2 separate regions of the Mus musculus genome follow, and region 1 is linked to region 2. A link is a loop called in an ENCODE intact Hi-C map of the cell type or tissue named here. Cell type or tissue: gastrocnemius. All regions are shown on one strand. Links, peaks and the distances in the headings refer to the core of each region. The heading gives the core; the rest is flanking DNA. Region 1 overlaps Zfat (zinc finger and AT hook domain containing). Region 2 overlaps Zfat (zinc finger and AT hook domain containing).

Region 1 (4,391 bases), core at 171-4,170, 140 kb after region 2:
GATATCGTTAGTCACTGCCACGCTCGCCAGCTGAGGAAGAACGAGCTCTAGGTTCCACTCATGCACACCGGGTCCAGCGTTTGCTCTTTGTGAGCTGCTTGACCTTAGTTGAGTCACTGGACCCTAGGGGCTTCACGATGCCATTTGTGAAGAGGGAACAGGTAGTATGTATGAGGAACTGGAGTGAGGCTTGAGGGAGTGTTCAGTAACCACAGCAGGAAACAGCTGTTGACTTCTGTGGGAGCAGGGTAGGCAGTGCATGCCTACAGAAATGGCAGAAAAGCAGAATGAGCAGGTCACACTTAGAATGCTTGAGGAGCGCACATATCCCAAAGGCTCATAAGCCCCTCTGTAAAGCAGCTCCTTGCCTCTGGCTCATCCTCACTGTGGAGCTCCTAAGTATGTGGAGAAGGTGGACTTGGGGAGCACCAAGTTAGCTTGACCTGCTTAACCTAACACGTGCTTATGCTAGGACTTCAGTGAAATGCACAGCTAGCATCGTCTGTCACCTTTCCTGATGATCCATTGTGATGTTCCATGCATAAGAATCAATAGACAGACGAATGTAGTACAGGTTTTGGTGACAAGACCAACCTGGGGCTAGATATTAAAGACAAAAAACAAATGGGAAAAGGGTTCTCTTAAATGGACTTCAGCACCTAGAAAAGGTAGCAGACAAAATAGAAATGTTCAGCAGGATGGTAAGAGAGCGAGCGTAGATGGGCGGAGGCCTGGACTTCTCAGAAATGTCTGCCTTGCTTTATGAAATAAAGGCTTGGTCTGTGTGTGAGCTGCTAAGGCACTTAGATCTGAAGAGCTCATTGCAAACATCGCTTTAAACCTCATCTGCCCTTCCCTGCAGCCTTCACCCTGCCATACTGAGTACAGCCGGGTATATCACATGAGCTCATTGTGGCTCTCTCCTTCTGCTCACCACATGGTACCACCACACTTACCTGGCATGCACTGTAGTTTGTGGACATGTTTCCTGAGGACCTCAATGTTTATCACCCACCCTCCTTCCTTCCTCCTCATAGTTTGCTATCAGGTGAGGGAGGAGGTTTGCAGCATCCTATTCTCCCGTTAGGTACTGTCTTTCAACGAAAGAAATTAATATTTACCTCCACAGCCTTGGTTTTGGTGCATTTTTGCAGATAAATGAAATGGAAATAAATAGTAAAAGGAAATAAATGTCTTGGGTTGTCTTGGTTTATACATACAGAAATGGCTAGATAAGTTAGCAGTTTTCTCTCAGAATAGCTTTACAGCTACTGAATTCTCTCTGTCATAATCTTCTTTTAGCATCTAACATCAAGATGCCCAGATTGCACCCACAGCTGTCTCCCCCTCTAATCTCTCCCCCCACAGTCTCTATGAGCTGAACCTTCCCTACTTAGTCTTTCTAAGGTAGGTATGCTGGTCCTTCTTTTACTTTGGGCAAGCCAAAGATTGTAGAGCATCTTGCCCAGGCTTCCTGGAAGTGCTGGAACTGACATTCATACCTGCTCAGTGCATCCCAGAGAATGTCACCCTTGTCACTCAGGCCCTGAAAGGATAGCTACTCCAAATCTCCTAGGGACCAGTGGACTGTCCACCAGCCCCTTATCTGTTTTTCAGCCCATCCCTTTGTTTTACAATCTATGTTCTTAGTTCTTCCTAAATTTGTCTCCTATTCCTCTTCTCTGGTTAAAGATGATTTTATTATTACAAATTGCCAACAGCCCAGAGCTGATTGATAGTCAGGGACATGATACGTTGGCATTGGTAGGAATTTGGACTCTGCAGTCTCCAAGCAATCAAAGTCCTGGCTATTGAAATCAGCTGGTTTTCTCTACTATCAATGTTCCCTGACCTTCCCTGCCCCAGCACTGTGGCAGCATGGATCTATTGGCAGGCCTCCAAAGAATTGCCAGGCATCTGCATTGATGGACAGCCCCTGGGGACTGTAGCATTTGAAGTGCGACTCCCAGAGTAGCAAAAACAAAGAAACCAGGAAGAACCTAGCCACTTTTTCAGTGTCAAATGGACCAGGTATATATCTTTAGGAGTCTCCTAATCTATGCTGCATGCTTCTGCATTTCATAACCCCATGGTACCTTTGTGACTCCACACCTTGGAGGTTCCATTTGCAACATGGGAAAGACCTGACCTTGTCACTCTGTGTCATGGAGTCTCATTCTCCTCTTCCATGAAGAGGGGCGAGACAATATAGCATCGATGAGAGGACTGCATGCGGCTCCCAATGCCCATTTGTAATGTTGACATTATTGTTGGACCTATGTCACCTTTCACTTTCCCTCCTAGGTCACCGATGAGGAGCCCAGTTCCAACCACACAGTCATGATTCAGGAGACTCTCCAGCAGGCCTCCGTGGAGCTGGCCGAGCAGCACCATCTGGTGGTGTCCTCTGACGACGTGGAGGGCATAGAGACAGTGACGGTGTACACACAGGGTGGGGAGGCCTCAGAGTTCATCGTATACGTGCAAGAGGCTGTACAGCCCGTGGAGGAGCAGGTTGGGGAGCAGCCAGCCCCAGAACTCTAGAATCCCTGCCTCCTGTGGCAGCCAGCCTTGGTGGCCCTGGAGACCACCTAACCCACCAGACCCATCTGTGCTCTTCTTGTCTACTGGCCCAGATAGAGTTCTCTGTAGTGTCCTTTGTGTGGTCAAAGCCAGCACACCACCAGCAATACAGAATCCTAGTCCTCAGTACAAATCACATCCTGACCCAGGACCCTCTGTTTCCAGGAGACCTTCCCATCAGTTCTCCTGTCCTACGCCTTCCTTGCTTCAAGATCCGGAGACTCCTCTCCCCATCTGCATCATCTCTGATTATAACCCCAGCCCTTTGCATCCCTACTACCTGGTGCTCACCTTCTGCAGGGGCCCACTGTGCTGTCTGTGAGAGGACGACAGATATCACACAGCAAGTGGCCTTATGTCTTTTGAGTTAACCACTGGGTAGGGTGGGGCAGGGCCTTCCAAGCATTCTCCACAGAGCCCTGCCCTCCTCAGTGCAAGGACACTGGGAACAAATGAGTGACCCATAGTCCTCTATCACAAGGGCCCAGCTTGGAATTCTTTTTGCTTTTGAAATAAATGCATTTTCTCACCCCCCCCCCCATTTAGGGGGGGTGGGTGAAATAAAAGCATCTGTGCCTGTTCCTTGTCCTTCTTTGGGGCAGCTTATACTTCCTCCACCAAAGTCCCCTTCTCCCACTGAAGCTGTCTTCAAGGGTGCAGAGACTGGCACACAGACAATGGTACTTCTTAGCATCGCAGTGACCCCTCACCTTACCCTGAATGACATTCCGGCACTCGTGGGAGAGCACTTCAGCAGGGAGCGAAGCAATGTCTTGGCATGGAGGAGACAGGAGAGTAGGCTGACCTCAGAGGAACTAAAGGCCCTCTGCTTGCATGAGTTAGTTTGCACCAATGACCTTTGGAAGGGCCATGGGCTTTGCTATGTAGGCTATATCCAGTGTATGCTGGACAGTAGACAAGGACAATTTCTGTTTTGCCCCAGAGTGTGGGTGGCTGCAAAGGGAAGGTGGTGAGAAGGATTATCCATAAGCCAACTCCACAAGGGGTGGGTTGTGAAGAGGCTGGGATTATATTTATTCTACAACCCTTGGTTGGTGGTGGCCATTTAATAGACTGAGGTGACAGGGTCAGCCAGCGTTCCAGGAGATCTGTCTCAACAAGTGTCTGTATAGCAGTGTCCAAAGTGTAGGCAGAGAATCTGTCTCCAAGCCGGCTCTGTCTTCATCCAAATTTCCTCAACAAGTTGCTAGAGTCCCCCCCCCCCCTCCAGTCCAGTTGCATCTGAATGAGTATGATTGCCAAGTTCTCTGATTATGAACAGACTCGGGTGTCCGAACCTTGAGAGGCTTTGACCAAGGCCCTTAGCCCATGTGAGAGGCATCCTTGATGTTTGTATTCCTAGGGATAGAAGGAAAGTCACTTCCTACAGCTCTTCCCCGGAAAGGGATTGATGAGGTGTGTGTGTGTGTGTGTGTGTGTACCAGGAGGTGCTCTGGCATTCCGTGCTGTAGGAGGTAGCCCCTTCTCCAGGAAGACTGTTTCACAGCTCTGGCTAGGAAGAAGCACTGAGGCCTTGCTCTTCCTGGCTGTTCATATCCTTGTGGACATTGGAAACGAGGCAGTAAGCGTCATGACTCTCGGCTTCCTTCCTACACTGATTTCCTAAGAGTCCAAGCAATAATAAAATACAGCTTGTCCCTGCTTTACTCTTGGGACCTCCTCAACCACCATGGATGTGTTTGATGGATTTTTTTTTAAGCCTAACTAGTATTTTATGTCAGATAAAGAAATAACTGGGAAAGGCACAATGGGCTCTGCCTTCAGGCTTTCTTTTCCATTAGGCGTTT
Region 2 (4,391 bases), core at 212-4,211:
CCCTGGCATAGGTGAGGGAAGAAGCAGGCCGGGCATGGGTCTGTGGGGAAGGAGCTGCTCTGGCTGGATCTAGTGAAATAGCAGAAAGGTAAACTGAGAGAGACGTGTAGTTCCTACTTAACAGGACAGTGCAAGGGCCTAGAGGTCTGGGGTATTGGTGGGTGTGAGCCCAGCTCTGAGAGCTGACATGTAAGTCCCATGGGGCACTAGGCAGTGTGTGGTTTCCAGCTATCTGGCAAGGCAGAAGGCAGCTGAAACATAGCCTTGGAGCATGGTGGGATCTCCTGGTATTTGCTACCCAGGAAGGTATTGACTGACCTTCTCTGCCCTGACATCAGCTGCCGAGAGAGTACCTGAACTTCTCCAAGGTGCTTCATCCATTTAGGGATGGGAGTCTGGTTGAAAAGCCATGGTCTTTTGTATGGTACCAGTTACTCCATTTCAGTAGATATGTGAAAATGTCAACCAAAAGCCTTGTAATGGCTTTTGAGTCCTAAATATAATGATTTTATTTGTATCTATAATTCTTTTATCAGATTGAAATGTGAATTCTTTCTCCTCTTTATGTCTTCTTACCTAATATTGTGTTAGGAATAATTAGTTTTGTTATGAACAGTGACAATGTTTAGATAGGAATTAAGTGGCAGAGAGCAACATATTCTACCCGCTGCTGGATGAGGCCTCTCAGAGGACAGTTATGCTAGGCTCCTGTCTGCAAGCAAAGCAGAGTATCATTCATAGTCAGGGGTTAACTCTCTCTCATGGAGCGAGTCTCACGTTTGGCTAGCATTGGCCGGCCATTCCCTCAGTCTCTGCTCTGTCTTTATCCCTGGCAGGTCAAGTTTTGTGTTGAAGGTTTTGTGGATGGATTGGTGTCCCCCTCCCTTCATGTATCAAAAGATGGCCTAGTCGGCCATCACTGGAAAGAGAGGCCCATTGGACACGCAAACTTTATATGCCCCAGTACAGGGGAATGCCAGGGCTAAAAAATGGGAATGGGTGGGTAAGGATGTGGGGTGGGGGAGGGTATGGGGGACTTTTGGGATAGCATTCTAAATGTAATTGAGGAAAATATGCAATAATAAAAAATATTAAAAAAAAAAAGGCCTGCCTGGCTATGCAGGAGGTAGCCACCGCAGGCTCCATATCCCCCACTGCTAAGAGTCTCAGCTAGGGTCACCTCTATACCTTCTTAGGGGCCTCCCCTATCCCACACCAATTTCCCTTTTCTCTCACAGCGCCCCCCCCCTCCGCTTTCCCCATACCTAATCATCACTCCAGTTCCCCTCCCCCTCCCCACTCTGAGCCAGTTTCCTCTGTCTACTCCCAATGTCTGTTTGGTTTCCCCTTCTGAGTAACAGTCAAGCATCCTCCCTTTCGTCCTTCTTGTTACTTAGCTTGTTTGGGTCAGTGGAGTATAGCATGGGTATCCTGTACTTTATGGCTAATATCCACTTATAAGTGAGTAAATACCATGTGTGTCTTTCTGGATATGGGTTACCTCTCTCAGGATAATATTTTCTAGTTCTATCCATTTGCCTGCAAAATTTCATGATGTCTTTGTTTTTAATAGCTGAATAGTATTCCATTGTGAAAATGTACCACATTTTATTTATTCATTTTTTCAGTTGAGGGACATCTAGGTTGTTTCCAGTTTCTGGCTATTATGAATAAAGCTGAATAAATCCATGATAGTTTTATTATGAATAAAACTATGAACATCGTTGAGCAAGTGTCCTTGTGGGGTAGTGAAGCGTTTTTTGGGTACATGCCCAGGAGTGTTACAGCTGGATCTTGAGGTAGAACTATTCCCAGTTTTCTGAGAAACTACCAAATTGATTTCCAGGGTGTATGTACTAGTTTGTAATCCCCCCAGCCATGGAGGAGTGTTCTCCTTTCTTCACATCCTCACCAGCATGTACTGTCCCTTGAGTTTTTGATCTTAGCCATTATTACTGGTGTGAGGTGGAATCTCAGGGTTGTTTTGATTTGTATTTCCTTAATGACTGAGGGAAACAGATGCAGAGACTCACATCAAACATTAGGCTGAGCTCAGGGAGTTATGGACAAGATTGGGAAAGATAGAGGGAGATGGAGGGGTCAAAGACACCACAAGAGGACCTACAGAGCCACTAACCAAAGAACATGCACGGACTGGACACATATGTAGCAGATGTGCAGCTTGGTTTTCATGTGGGTCCCCTACCAGTTGGAGTAGGGGCTGTCCTTGACTCAGATGCTTGCCTGCCTTTGGATCCCTCTCCTCCTGCTGGGCTGCCTTGTCTGACCTCAGTGGAAGAGGATGCATTTAATGTGCCAGGGTAGATTGGTACCTAGGGAGGGAGCAATTGGGGAAGAGGGGTGGGAAGGTGAGACTAGGAGGAGAGGAAGAAGAGGGCTGTGATCAGGATATAAAGTTAATAAAAAAATAAATAAATGAATAAATGAATAAATGAATAAATAAATAAATAAATAAATAAATAAATAAATAAAAGCAGTGCATTCCTAGCTTTTGTGCCCCATTGGGTGCAGGAGCCAGCCATTCAGTTCAGTTGTTGTAAGGGTCTTAGTTTTCGGGAAGCATTGCCTTGGCCGAGCTTCCTTGCACCTGGTCTGAGAGAGTTTGGCTAGAATTCCATGTGACCCGCAGTGTGCCTCTCCCTTCATCTGAGAGCAGGATTTGGCTTGAGGTTAACTTCCATGTTAAACCACAGTTATGTTTCCATTGACTGTGCTTTTCTGGAGTTTGGCCTGCTGGGTGGGTCTCTGCAGCAGAAAGTTTTGAAATACGGAAAAAAGAATATTGTCATTATGCCCACCTGAGGTATCTGCAAAGGGAACAGTCTGCAGGAAGTGGACAATAAAATAGCCCCCGCCCCCCATCTCTCTCTTTCTCTGTTCTTTGTAGTAATCATTGTTTATGTGTCAGAGAAGTAACAATACTCCCTGTAATTTTTTTCTTACAGAAAACACAGCCATCTTCATGTGTAAATGCTGTAATCTTTTCTCACCAAATCAGTCAGAACTCGTGACCCACGTTTCTGAGAAGCATGGGGAAGAAGGGGTCAATGTGGATGACGTCATCATTCCCCTCCGGCCTCTGAACACTCCAGAAAACCCCAACCCAAGCAAGGGTGGAGATGGTAAGGACCACAGGCATGCTGGGCAGGGACTTATGATATAGGAACACTCTAAATTACTGTGAGGCCAGCTACCTGGCTCATGGACACAGCAGAAACTTAGAAAATCCACCTCAGAGCCAAATACTTGTCTGAATGTAGATCTTGTGGAAGTTCAGCTCTTTGAATTTCCTACCCAGTAGCTTCTGTAGGTGTTCCTCTAATACCTGGTCAGTGATATGTGTGTGTGTATGTGTGTATGTTTGTGTGTATATGTGTATGTATATATAGGCATGTGTATATGTATATTTGTCTATATGTATGTATGTGTATATATGTGTGTGTATTTATATGTGTTTATATATGTGTGTATGTTTGTATATATGTGTTTGTACATATGTATGTGTGTATGTATGTACGTATGTATGTTTGAAGCAGGTTCCAGTAGCATAAAGCAGGAGTCTGACCTTAGACAAGTGTGGAGTGGTTCAGCTTTAGCATCTATCAGCTGAGTTATTTAAAGCAAATGAAATTTATTTTCTAATCCTCACTTTACTTATCTGAGAAATGACGACAAATATTCAGATTAAGTCAGAGAGTGTGGCTTCCCTACCTCTGGTCCTGCACAGATGAGGATGAAGGTAGGTCTTGTACGCTATCAATAAATTACTCTCTGTAAGTTGGGAAACAGTGTCTCCAAACCCATATTTTAAACCTAAAGGAAGGTTGAGACTGTGACTCTTTCAGGTTCACAGTCAGTGGGCAAAGGGAGATACATCTGTCTGCAGCTGCTGTACCTCTGTTCCTGAATGATATCAGCTACAGCAGGCACCATGGATTAGAGAAGCCATCTAGGCACAGTAATTAGGTCCCCACAGACGAGAAGGAAAACATGTAGTGCAAAAGGGACAGCTGCAAGAGGGACAGCTGCAAACAAGACTTAGACAAATGCCCCCACAAACCCCTTTATGCATGATGAGGGGCAGCACCAGTCTGCCGAGCAGAAGCCCAGGCTGGGTGGCAAATGTCCCATTGAGGGGTTCATTAGCCACTCTCACCATACAGTTGCTCTTTCCTGGGAACGTTCAGAGTGGCATTCAAAACAGTCTGGCTTATTGATCATCTGTCGGACACTGTTAACAAGGAGAGATTCCAGACGGAAAAATGTTTGGTTAATAAGTCCCTCTGGCCGAGGCCTGGGGTGCTGGAGAAATATGTCTGACAGATGATTAAGTTGTTGAGGAGCAAGAAGTATTGCTGTTCATGTTGCAT

Evidence for each region. Peaks named below come from ENCODE experiments on the same cell type or tissue, not always from the same donor. Only the 100,000 strongest peaks of a DNase experiment are listed, where the experiment ranks them.
Region 1: it touches region 2 in a loop (2.5-fold over the local background); 5 of 42 quality-filtered maps call a loop at or near these places.

Annotation. Positions count from the first base shown.
Region 1 is chr15:68,082,475-68,086,865 of GRCm38, reverse strand. Zfat (zinc finger and AT hook domain containing) reads left to right here. Exons shown (of 16, transcript NM_001145888.1): 16 at 2,305-3,128. The coding sequence ends at 2,544. Among named protein-coding and RNA genes, the nearest start is that of Zfat, 170 kb to the left of the region's middle. In gastrocnemius, for the core only: a CTCF peak has its summit at 2,397 (motif pointing left); DNase peaks (open chromatin) are centred at 1,908 and 2,415.
Region 2 is chr15:68,223,519-68,227,909 of GRCm38, reverse strand. It overlaps Zfat (zinc finger and AT hook domain containing), which reads left to right. Exons shown (of 16, transcript NM_001145888.1): 2 at 2,967-3,143. Among named protein-coding and RNA genes, the nearest start is that of Zfat, 33 kb to the left of the region's middle. In gastrocnemius, for the core only: no CTCF peak of the experiment used is centred there; DNase peaks (open chromatin) are centred at 2,265 and 2,609.